2 separate regions of the Homo sapiens genome follow, and region 2 is linked to region 1. A link is a contact called in ENCODE Hi-C or POLR2A ChIA-PET data. All regions are on one chromosome and are shown on one strand. Each heading gives the region's core, a stretch centred on a gene start or an enhancer-like site at or near the end of the contact. The rest is flanking DNA. Distances are from core to core; before and after follow the strand shown.

Region 1 (4,832 bases), core at 1,316-3,815:
AACCCCACCACACTACTGAATCTGCCTTCGTTAAGATCACCGTTCTTTCCCTGAAACACAAAGTGAATGGATTTAGTAAAAAAATAGTTAGGAGGCAGGAAAATTGAGAAGAATTAGAGCAATGTCACAGTGATAAGACTCTAGCAGAGAAAGATCAATGCCTCCAACATATTAAGAACTGAAAAGTGTCAAGGAGGGTTTATACCATATTTGAGAGCAAAATTCTAAGAAACATTGAGGCTTGGCTCTGACTTCTCAGATCCCAACTGCTTGCCTGTGTTTCTGATCACCATCTGCTCCCGATTCCCAGGGCCAAGCTCTACCACAGACCCTTGTGTCTTCAAGTTGGGCCCCCCAGTGCTATCCTGGCATGCCACCTGCTATCTGTTGCCAGGCCTTTTCAGATACTATATTCTGCCTGCTATACTGAACCTCTCTCCTGTATCTCAAATACATACATTTCCTTTCCTACCTTCTCTTGAGCAGTTCTAGTCCTAATTTCTGGATTCTTTAGTCTATATATCTTATAATAACTAATAAGGCTCTGGTCAGCCATGCCTTTCGATGGGACACTTACTAACCAACCCACTACTCTGTTACAGTATTTTTTAGGGTCTAGAAGATGACAAGCACTGGATTTTGAATTCATCCTCAAAAGGTCCTTGGCTCATTTTATATACTTTGTGATTGAGCCAGGTCAAACCCCAATAAATGCTGTGCCCCTCTAAGTAAGCACATGCTCTTGTATATTTACCAGAAGCAATTGAAGCAGTGAAGGAAGAAGTGATAGAAGTCACTGAAAACTTCACTATATAAAAAGTCTTTTTTATATCTTGAACTAGGAAAGGCTGGACTAAAGTTCTGCCAACAGCGAGGCTCACTCCATTAGTTATAACTCTTCTTCCTACTGCTTGGCAAATCAAGATATAAGAGTCCTTCTGGGGGAGCCACTTTTAACTCCTCTGGGGGAGTTGAAAAGCAAATATCATGTTAATCTTAAAAATCAGTTTCTCTATTTCATTATTTTTGAACCTACAATTCAATATATGTTCATTGAATTACAGAGTCTATTATTTATTTGAAGCTTGTTATGGGTTAAATTGTGTCCTTCCAAAATTCTTATGTTGAAATCCTAATCCCAAGTATCCCATAATGGGACCAAGTACCTCAGAATGGGAAATAGAGTCATTGCAGATGTAATTAATTAAGAGATGTAATTAATTAAGATACTGGAGTAAGATGGGTCCCTAATCCAGTATGACTGGTGTCCTTCTGAAAAAGCAAAATGTGGACATAGATACACACACAGAGAAATGTCATATGAAGAGAGAGGGCAGAGATGTAAAAGCCGAGGAACATTAAATATTGCCAGCAAACTGCCAGGAGAGAGGTTTGGAACAGATTTTCCTGCACAGCCCTCAGCAGGAACCAATCCCACTGACATCTTGATTTTGGGTTTCCAGTCTCCAGAACTGTGACACAATAAGTCTCTGTTGTTTAAGCCACCCAGTTTGTGGTTCTTATACTAGCCCTAGCAAACTAATACAAAGCCTGAGCAGACACAAATTATATTAGCCACAATAATTTAGCAATATTTTCAGTTTTGCATTAATGAAAGTACAGCCCAATTTGTCCACCCTTTGGAATTTTGCCAGCATAAACCCTCATCCCATCAAAATCATCACAAATTAGGAAGAGAAAACAAAGGGTGGGGGCAAAAGGGGTGTAAACACATGCTCATTTTTCTGAAGAGGCCGAAGGAGTGCTTCTTCATGTAGGCATATTTCCAAAGAGGCTGAAGAAAAAAATATGTATTCAAAAAGAACATTTACTCCTGTTGTTAAGTCAATGCCTCACAACATCACTACAGTATCAGACACGAAAATTAGGCCAGAATTATGCAGTTGAGTCTAATGCTGTCTGTTCAGGCTTCAGTGATAGACAAAAAGAAATAGTTGCATTTTGTATGGTAATTGGCTGGAGATGTGCAGTACGCATTTACAAACCATGTCAGGACATTTTTGCATATCAGAAAACAATCTAACACATTTCATGAGACACTTGTGCAGTCCATGAATTTTAATTATCTATGAAGCCTTGGACAAAGAGTACAATACGAAACACTTCAATAATAGCAATAATAAATAATCTTTATCTTGCCATTGTTGGTGTCAATCACAAAATTTCATCTTTATTAATATTACATCATTATTTTATGAGAATAATTACTACTTTGTAGTATGAGTAAAATATGTGCTTATGGAAATATGAGACAAGGGCTGTATATTTCTTCTATTCAGCTGACACAGTGGAATCCAATAAAATAGAGAATGGAATGAGACTGAGTATGAAAGAGAAACACCAATTTCTTGTTTGTTCTTTTCAAAGTTGTACAAAACCCAAAGGACAAACCAGCTCAAACAACAATCTCTCCAAACTTGATCTGGTAGTTTGCCTTCAAGGAACATGTACTGAATGAGACACTAGGTTCCACACAGCTGGCCAAGGACTTTGGAAATCATTGCTCCTATTTTTAACCCCACATTCTTGAGCTGCCCACCCCCACCCTACCCAATCACACAGCTCAAGATTCCTTCTGAGCAATTCGGACTGGACAGAGCAGCACGTGGTATCCACGCAGCCAGACCCTAGCCAGCCTCACTTCCAAAACCTGTCAGTTAAAACTAATTTAGGGGTGAATCACGGGACCTCTGCTCACCACCCAATCTGTTTAGGAACATTGCTCTGTCCTTTTAACAGCCAGAGCTGCAGGCAACATGTACTCTGTTATGAGAGGGTAAGGAGTGTTCAGCTCACTTAGAATCTGATTGGCAGAGCAGCCTTAATACTTTATAATAGTTCTTAGAAATGTTTACGGAACGCAGTGTTTTGCACTGCAGTATAAAGCACACTATGTGCAGCCATACCCTAACCAGTTGTAGATCTGCTTGGGCAGAGGAATCTGTTTTCCCAAGAAGGGCAGTCTCTCTCTTTACTCCAAGAACTATAGAAGAGGCATTGAATTTAAATTGAAACAAGAGAGACTTAAATCAGATTTAAAGAGTTTAGGCCACTAAACTATAAATTTTTTGAAAATTTTTTATTTATTTTAATTTAAACTCTGAGATACACGGGCAGAACGTACAGGTTTGTTACATAGGTATACATATGCCCTGGTGGTTTGCTGCACCTATGAACCCATCATCTAGGTTTTAAGCCCCACCTGGATTAGGTATTTGTCCTAATGCTCTCCCTCCCCTAGCCCCCCAACCCCCGACAGGACCCAGTGTGTGATGTTCCCCTCCCTGTGACCATGTGTTCTCACTGTTCATCTTCCACTTATGAGTGAGAACATGCAGTGTTTGGATTTCAGAGTCTCTTTGTGGAGTTTTAAACAGTGACAAAGAGATGTATCTTTCACCCATTTTGGAATACCTAAATTAGTGCATTTGAGAAGACAAAGAAAAAATATAAGACTAAATGGTAGTGTTTTGTAGTTTTATGACTCTATGTTCTTTTCTGTTGTTATGAAATTGCTGTTGCTCTTTGGAGGAAGAAATCAGTTTTTCTAACTCTTGATGAATAAATGCTTCACATCTCACCCACGCGCACTCTTCCTTTAGGTGGTTTTGCTGTTAATTCGCTTTAACTACCTCTTTCTTCTCTGTGTTTGGTCTTCTAAAACTGGTTCTGCATAATAAATCCTAATAGTCCTGTTGTGGATGAAGAACTAAATTTAAAAATGTAACTTCTCACCAAGATGTCCCTGAAAGTTAACAAGGAAACCTCTGCTCCTCCCAAAGTCAAGATAAAGCAAAGTCTTTGAAGGCCAAAAAGGCAGTGCAGAAAAGTATCCACAACCATACTCAAAAGATCCTCACACTACTCCACTTCTGGTGGCCCAAGACTCTGCAGCTTTTAAGGCAGCAAAATGTCCTTAGAAAAGTACCACCAGGAGAAGCAAGCTTGATCACTCTGCCATCATGTTCCACTTGAATCAGACAAGAATAGGGAAGACAATACATATGTGTTCATTTTAGATGTCAAAACCAACATGCACCAGTTCCAAAGGCTGTGAAGAAGCTTCATGACACTAACATGGCCAAGATCAACACACTGATCAGGCCTGATGAACAAAAAAAGGCTTGACTATGATGCTTTGGATGTTGCCAACAAAATTGGGATCATCGAAAGAACACTCAGATGGCTAATTTTAAATACAAAAATTTCAGATTTCTTTGTGATTCTGTGATTAGTTCAGCTTGACAAGAAGAAGAGAGAAAGGAAAATGGCATTTCTGTCCTCATGTTTCTCCTCTTTGTGCATCTAGATGATGAATGGTGGGTGAATGGGGGCAAAAGGTCTTGGTCAATAAAAGAAAATCTGAAAATCTTCCTGAGGCCATCTGTGTCTAGGTTTTAAATTCTTCGCTCGGTGGAAGAGATTTGATGATGAGAATTCAGAGATACAATCCTTTTCTTATCCTACCTATGTCAATAGCTCTTGATTCAAATGCTATTATTAAATTATTTTTTCATTCATTCAGCAAAGATTCATTGAGCACATATTATGTGCTAGCTTTCACTCTAGCTCCAGGGTTACAGCTCTGAAACACTTGACAAATGTTTCTACCTTCATAGACTTCACTTGTACTAAGAAGAGATGGACATTAGACAAGTAAATAAGTGGATTCAGTAGAATGTCAGATGGCTGAAAATGTTATGGAGAAAAATTAAGCAGGAAGGGTCATGAGGAGTAAGAGGGGAATGAACATTGAAGTTTGGCAGGGTGGGCAGGCAGGACTTGGCTGAGAAGAAAATATTTGGGTAAAT
Region 2 (4,832 bases), core at 1,679-4,178, 76 kb before region 1:
AGACTAGAAAGACAGGAGAGAAGTGGTGGCAAGAAGAGCTGAATGGAATCGTTGATTATAATTGACAAAGAACTGCAGTGTGTGTGCAGAAAACAAAGAGACCTTTGTGTTGGTGGGAAGCATGTGACCGGCCGCCCTAATTTGGTCAGAGCTGTTCCATTTGCTCATCTACTTCTCTGGATGTTCTTCAAGATTCTGATTGAACCTGGTCTTTTCCACAACCTTTCCCATTTTCCCTGAGTCATCTTAGGGGATAAGAGCAAGAGAAGACTCCTGTTAACAGCCATATGATTCACCCTTCAGGCCTTTCCCTCAATTTTCTAAAACATAGTCTTGAAATAGTTTTGATCATGGATTAAATCAGTACAACATATACCCCATTTGTAAGTTATCCTCATGTACTGCCTATTCTGATACTTTATGCTAATATATTATGTAACATAAAACACACAAAAATTAGATTTAAAAAGATGAAAAATGAATGCAAATAGCAATTTTCTTAGTATTTTTCCTCTGCACCCTAATGCATCACCTTGTATACCTCCAGGGTGTTTACACCCTATTTTGGAGGCTCTTACCAAAAGATACTTATGAGTTGACCAAAGACAAATACAGTCCAATCTGAGAAGCTGCATCCTCTTTTTGAGGTCATTTGGGATTGTGACAACCAGGCAGCTTCCTCATGTTTCTGGATACTGCTGGGAAGACTGTTCCAAAAGGTACCCAAAAGCAAATACCCAACCCCAGTGTTCTAGAGACCAAAAATCTAGTCCCAGCCCTATCATTAACCAGCTCTACAACTCTAAGAAACTCATTTAAACTCTCTGAATTTGTCATTGGTGAAACAAAAACAAAAACGAAAAAACTTTCTTGCCCATTTCACCTAATTGCTATAAATATCAAAGACGGCAAGGGATTTGCAAGAATTTCTAAAAGAATAACACAGAATACAACTATAAGGTAGTATTGTTATTATTTTTAAAGATAGTGGAAGGAAGGAATATCCTACCTGCTCCCCTGCCCTCTGCACTGTTCATTGCATCAACAAAACTAACTCAATGCAGACACCCTCCCTCTTGCCCTCCTGTACTGTGTAAATGATCACTGGTGAAAATTGAAGCTGTTTAGTTTTAGATTTTAGTGAATACTTTCCCAACTCTTCCTCCCAAGATTTTAGAATCATAAAAGGTAAGAGGAAGATAATAATTTTAGAGTTGAAGGTAGCTGAAAGATTATCCCAGCTAGTATTCTTATTTTGTGGATGAAAATATTGAAGCTGAGTGAATTTCAGAGAGGCTAAATGATTTCTCCAGGATCACACAGCTAGGAAAGGAGCCACATCAGACCCTGAGAGCCATATTGGAACCTATTTTGGAATCCTTTTTTTTTTTTTCCTACAATGCTGCTACGGTTCCTTTCCTTCTTTCCATGCTGACTGCCAGGGCTGCTTCACATCATTATGGTACTCTAGTCAATCATTTATAATTCCTCTTCAGCTGTGTTTCTCTCAGGAGCAAACTATGTCTGTATTCTCCATTGCAAAAGATTCTCTTCTTTTGCATCCATATCTTTAAGTCTTACAAGTCAATTCCATCCCCCTAAACTGTCTCCAATTCTTTCTTACTGTTATTCAACTCCTACTCTGATCACCTCGTTAGCTACCCGTGATGTTTCCTTGTCAGGAAAGGACTGTGGATTAGATGGCCAGAGGTGGCCATTTAACTTGTCACGGAAGGCGTCTGCCTCTTCCAGAGCACTGACAGCTGTTGTGTCAGTCACACAAGGTAAAATAACCTTCTCACAGAGTAAAAATAAAATGGTAAACATAACCTTCTTACACAAGTCTCACACCAAAAGTAGGCGTGAATATTTTGGAGAGAATTTAGAAACGGGTGATAGAGATGGCACAGGCAGAAGCTGGTTAGATGGATATGTGTCCCTCCCTTCCAGGGTTTTTGTTTCTAACCAGGAGGTTAGAAACCATCCTTTTTCTTCTTTTTTCCCTTTCTTCCTTTGGCACCAGCCACTCCCGACCTCCCAAATACCCACCCAAATCCATCTCAGATTTAATGTGAAATTATGTTCATGTTGTATTTTCAATGGTTCCTGTTTTCTTCTACCTAGATCACTTTTAGGTATTTAATGGTCAAATATTCTCTATGAGTAAGATAGATTAAATCTCAGGATCCATGCTTCTAATGGGGCAAAAGTGAATTACTGAACACATTTAATAAAATGTCTCAGAAGGAAGCCTTGGCCCAAGTCATCACTGTAAGATGAGTAGCCAGAGATCTGAAGCAAAGAGCTGGCAAGATTTTTTGTGATTTCCATTTATTCTTGGCTTTGTTTTTATCAAACGTCCACTTGGGGTGTAATAGGATCAGAATGCAAATAGATCACCAGCATGACTTTTGAGAACAAAGAAAAATTTATATATACTCTGTTACCAATTTGTCTTTTAGGAATATCTGGCCATTTAAATATTTATGTCACCCAGTTTGTACGTGGAAGAAAGGCCAGCATTTTCTAGTTTGTTTTTCCCCCACCTGAGTGTTATGTGGTACATCTGACACCAGAGCACCTACTGAGGCTCCTAGCATAGGGCAGGTGTTCCATAAATGATTACTAAGTTTAACTGACTTGTGTTCAAAACCCTGATAACTGCAGTCAAAAAGCTGAAACGTTTCTCTTTGTCTAAATGTTAATGTTAAACACAATGCGAGCTCAAGATAAAAAAAAAAAGTAGAAAATGGTGAGTTAGAGGAAGGGGAGATAGGACAGCAGACATCATGCTCTGAGAACTAGTCTAAAATGTCGCAAGAGGTGGATGGCATGAAAGGCCAGTGTTTCCTGGAATGTGTCATAAGACTCTGAAGATAAGAGATCTGCTAAATAGTCACTAAAGGGAAGTGAACCTTGAGCACAAAAGATGTAGGAGGTAGAGGGGTAAGCCCGGAGGTTGCTGCAGCCAGGAAGGAGCCTGGATTTGCCCCACCCATCACCTCCTCTGCCTTCACTCCCATTCTAGACCCCACACGTTGGCTCATGTTCAGTGCAGGTACAGGGTACAGGCTGAGTGCTTTCCAGGCTCACCCTGCCAGAGTTTACCAGGCAGAAAGGAGAAGCAGGGAATGACTCCTTGCTTCTCCACCTCTCACTCCACCCCTGCCAGAAATTTAAAATATTTGATGGCAAAGAAACAATCTTTCCAACTGCTGAACTCTGACACTGCGTACAACATTGTCCAAACACTTCTGCTGCTGGCCTTTGTTAGAGGTTTTTTGCTCTGAAGCCACACAGGTCCCTATGTATGTGTTTGGGCCAGAGGCAGGGGTGGGCAGTGAGCTTTAACCTTGAACCACATTTACTTTACTAATAAGAATTCTTTCTTTTTCTTTTCTTTGTTTCTTTTTTTTTTTTTTTTTTGAGACAGAGTCTTGCTCTTCACCCAGGCTGGAGTGCAGTGGTGCAATCTCAGCTCACTGTCTCAGCTCACTGCAACCTCTACTTCTCGGGTTCAAGTGATTCTTCTGCCTCAGGCTCCTGAGTAGCTGGGATGACAGCTGTGTACCACCATGCCCAGGCAATTTTTGTATTTTTAGTAAAGACGGGGTTTCGCCATGCTGGCCAGGCTGGTCTCAAACTCCTCAAGTGATCCACTTGCCTTGGTGATATGGATTGTCTGTGTCCCGGCCCAAACCTCATCTTGAATCGTAGCTCCCATAATTCCCACATGTTGTAGGAGGGACTCTGTGGGAGATAATTGAATCATGAGGGCAGTTTCTCCCATACTGTTCTTGTGGTAGTGAATAAGTCTCATGAGATCTGATGTTTTTATATGGGGTTTCCCCTTTCACTTAGCTCTCAATTCTATCTTGCCTGCTGCCATGTAAGACGTGCCTTTTACCTTCTGCCATGATTGTGAGGCATCCCCAGCCATATGGAGCTGTGAGTCTACTAAACCTCTTTTTCTTTTTAAATTACCCAGTCTCTGGTATGTCTTTATCAGCAGTATGAAAACGGACTAGTACACACAGCCTCTCAAAGTGCTGGGATTACAAGCGTGAGCCATCATGCCTGGCCAGAATTCTTAACTTCTGATGGTAACTAGGTTTACATTGGAGCACATGGTAATTAGTGAATTTTCTAAGATAGTGTATTTGGAAAAAAGATCAAACAAACAAAAACGAAAACTTATGTCAACATTTAAAACTAACCTTGAAGGCTACTTTAACATTATAAAAAGATTTCACAATAAAATAAGTGTTTTAAAACTTTCACAGATATATTTACAGGACACTGCCAGACACCTTTCTGCCTGCCTTAGTCGAATGCTTTTGCTTTTTGTTATTTTTCCATTGCATCAAGCTTCACACCTTCCTCTAAAGATCTTTAGAAGCCCGGCTGAGCTACTTTGATATCTCCATTAACTAGAGCTTCTAGGTAAGATCTCAAAGGCTTAGGTGATTTGCAAAACGTTCATATATATCTTCCTGAAATATTCAGTTGCTCTAAGCTCATTTGCAGTATCAGAAGATTTGGGTGAAAGGAAAGATTTTAAAAGTCTTGCAGCTACTCTGTCCAACACAGTACCTGCAGGAGAACGTCAAACACTTAAAGTTTGGTGAATGCACCTGAGGAAATATTAAGTATGTTTGGAACAAAGTGGGTAGGTGTAACTTTACAACTCAGATTTTATGAAATCTAAGTACAAATAAGTGTGTTTTATGGAAATTTAGTATTAGAGTTGAGATAGGCTGTAGGTGTAAAACGCATGCCATATTCGAAATACTTCATGTGAAAAAACCTCATTAATACATGTCAATTGATTA

Evidence for each region. A loop is a pair of places that touch in the nucleus more often than their neighbours do. ChIA-PET counts read pairs that join two places held with the same protein, here RNA polymerase II (POLR2A). Pooled maps may share reads with other maps.
Region 2: a loop to region 1 is called in a map of ascending aorta, with 2.1 times the contacts of the local background. The contact joins two enhancer-like sites. A Hi-C loop is called at or near these places in 2 of 168 maps with a recorded cell type or tissue (ascending aorta and gastrocnemius medialis), 2 of 37 single-sample maps with no recorded cell type and 2 of 50 pooled maps. POLR2A ChIA-PET finds 5 or more read pairs at or near these places in 2 of 52 experiments (CD4-positive, alpha-beta T cell and HepG2).

Annotation. Positions count from the first base shown.
Region 1 is chr5:67,692,129-67,696,960 of GRCh38, reverse strand. No RefSeq gene overlaps it. Among named protein-coding and RNA genes, the nearest start is that of LINC02242, 48 kb to the right of the region's middle. Within about 2 kb of position 2,565, at least 14 of the 41 ENCODE cell types and tissues checked have a DNase peak (open chromatin) inside an H3K27ac peak, as active enhancers do; they include gastrocnemius medialis, where a contact is called at or near this core.
Region 2 is chr5:67,768,912-67,773,743 of GRCh38, reverse strand. No RefSeq gene overlaps it. Among named protein-coding and RNA genes, the nearest start is that of LINC02997, 22 kb to the left of the region's middle. Within about 2 kb of position 2,928, at least 4 of the 41 ENCODE cell types and tissues checked have a DNase peak (open chromatin) inside an H3K27ac peak, as active enhancers do; they include gastrocnemius medialis, where a contact is called at or near this core.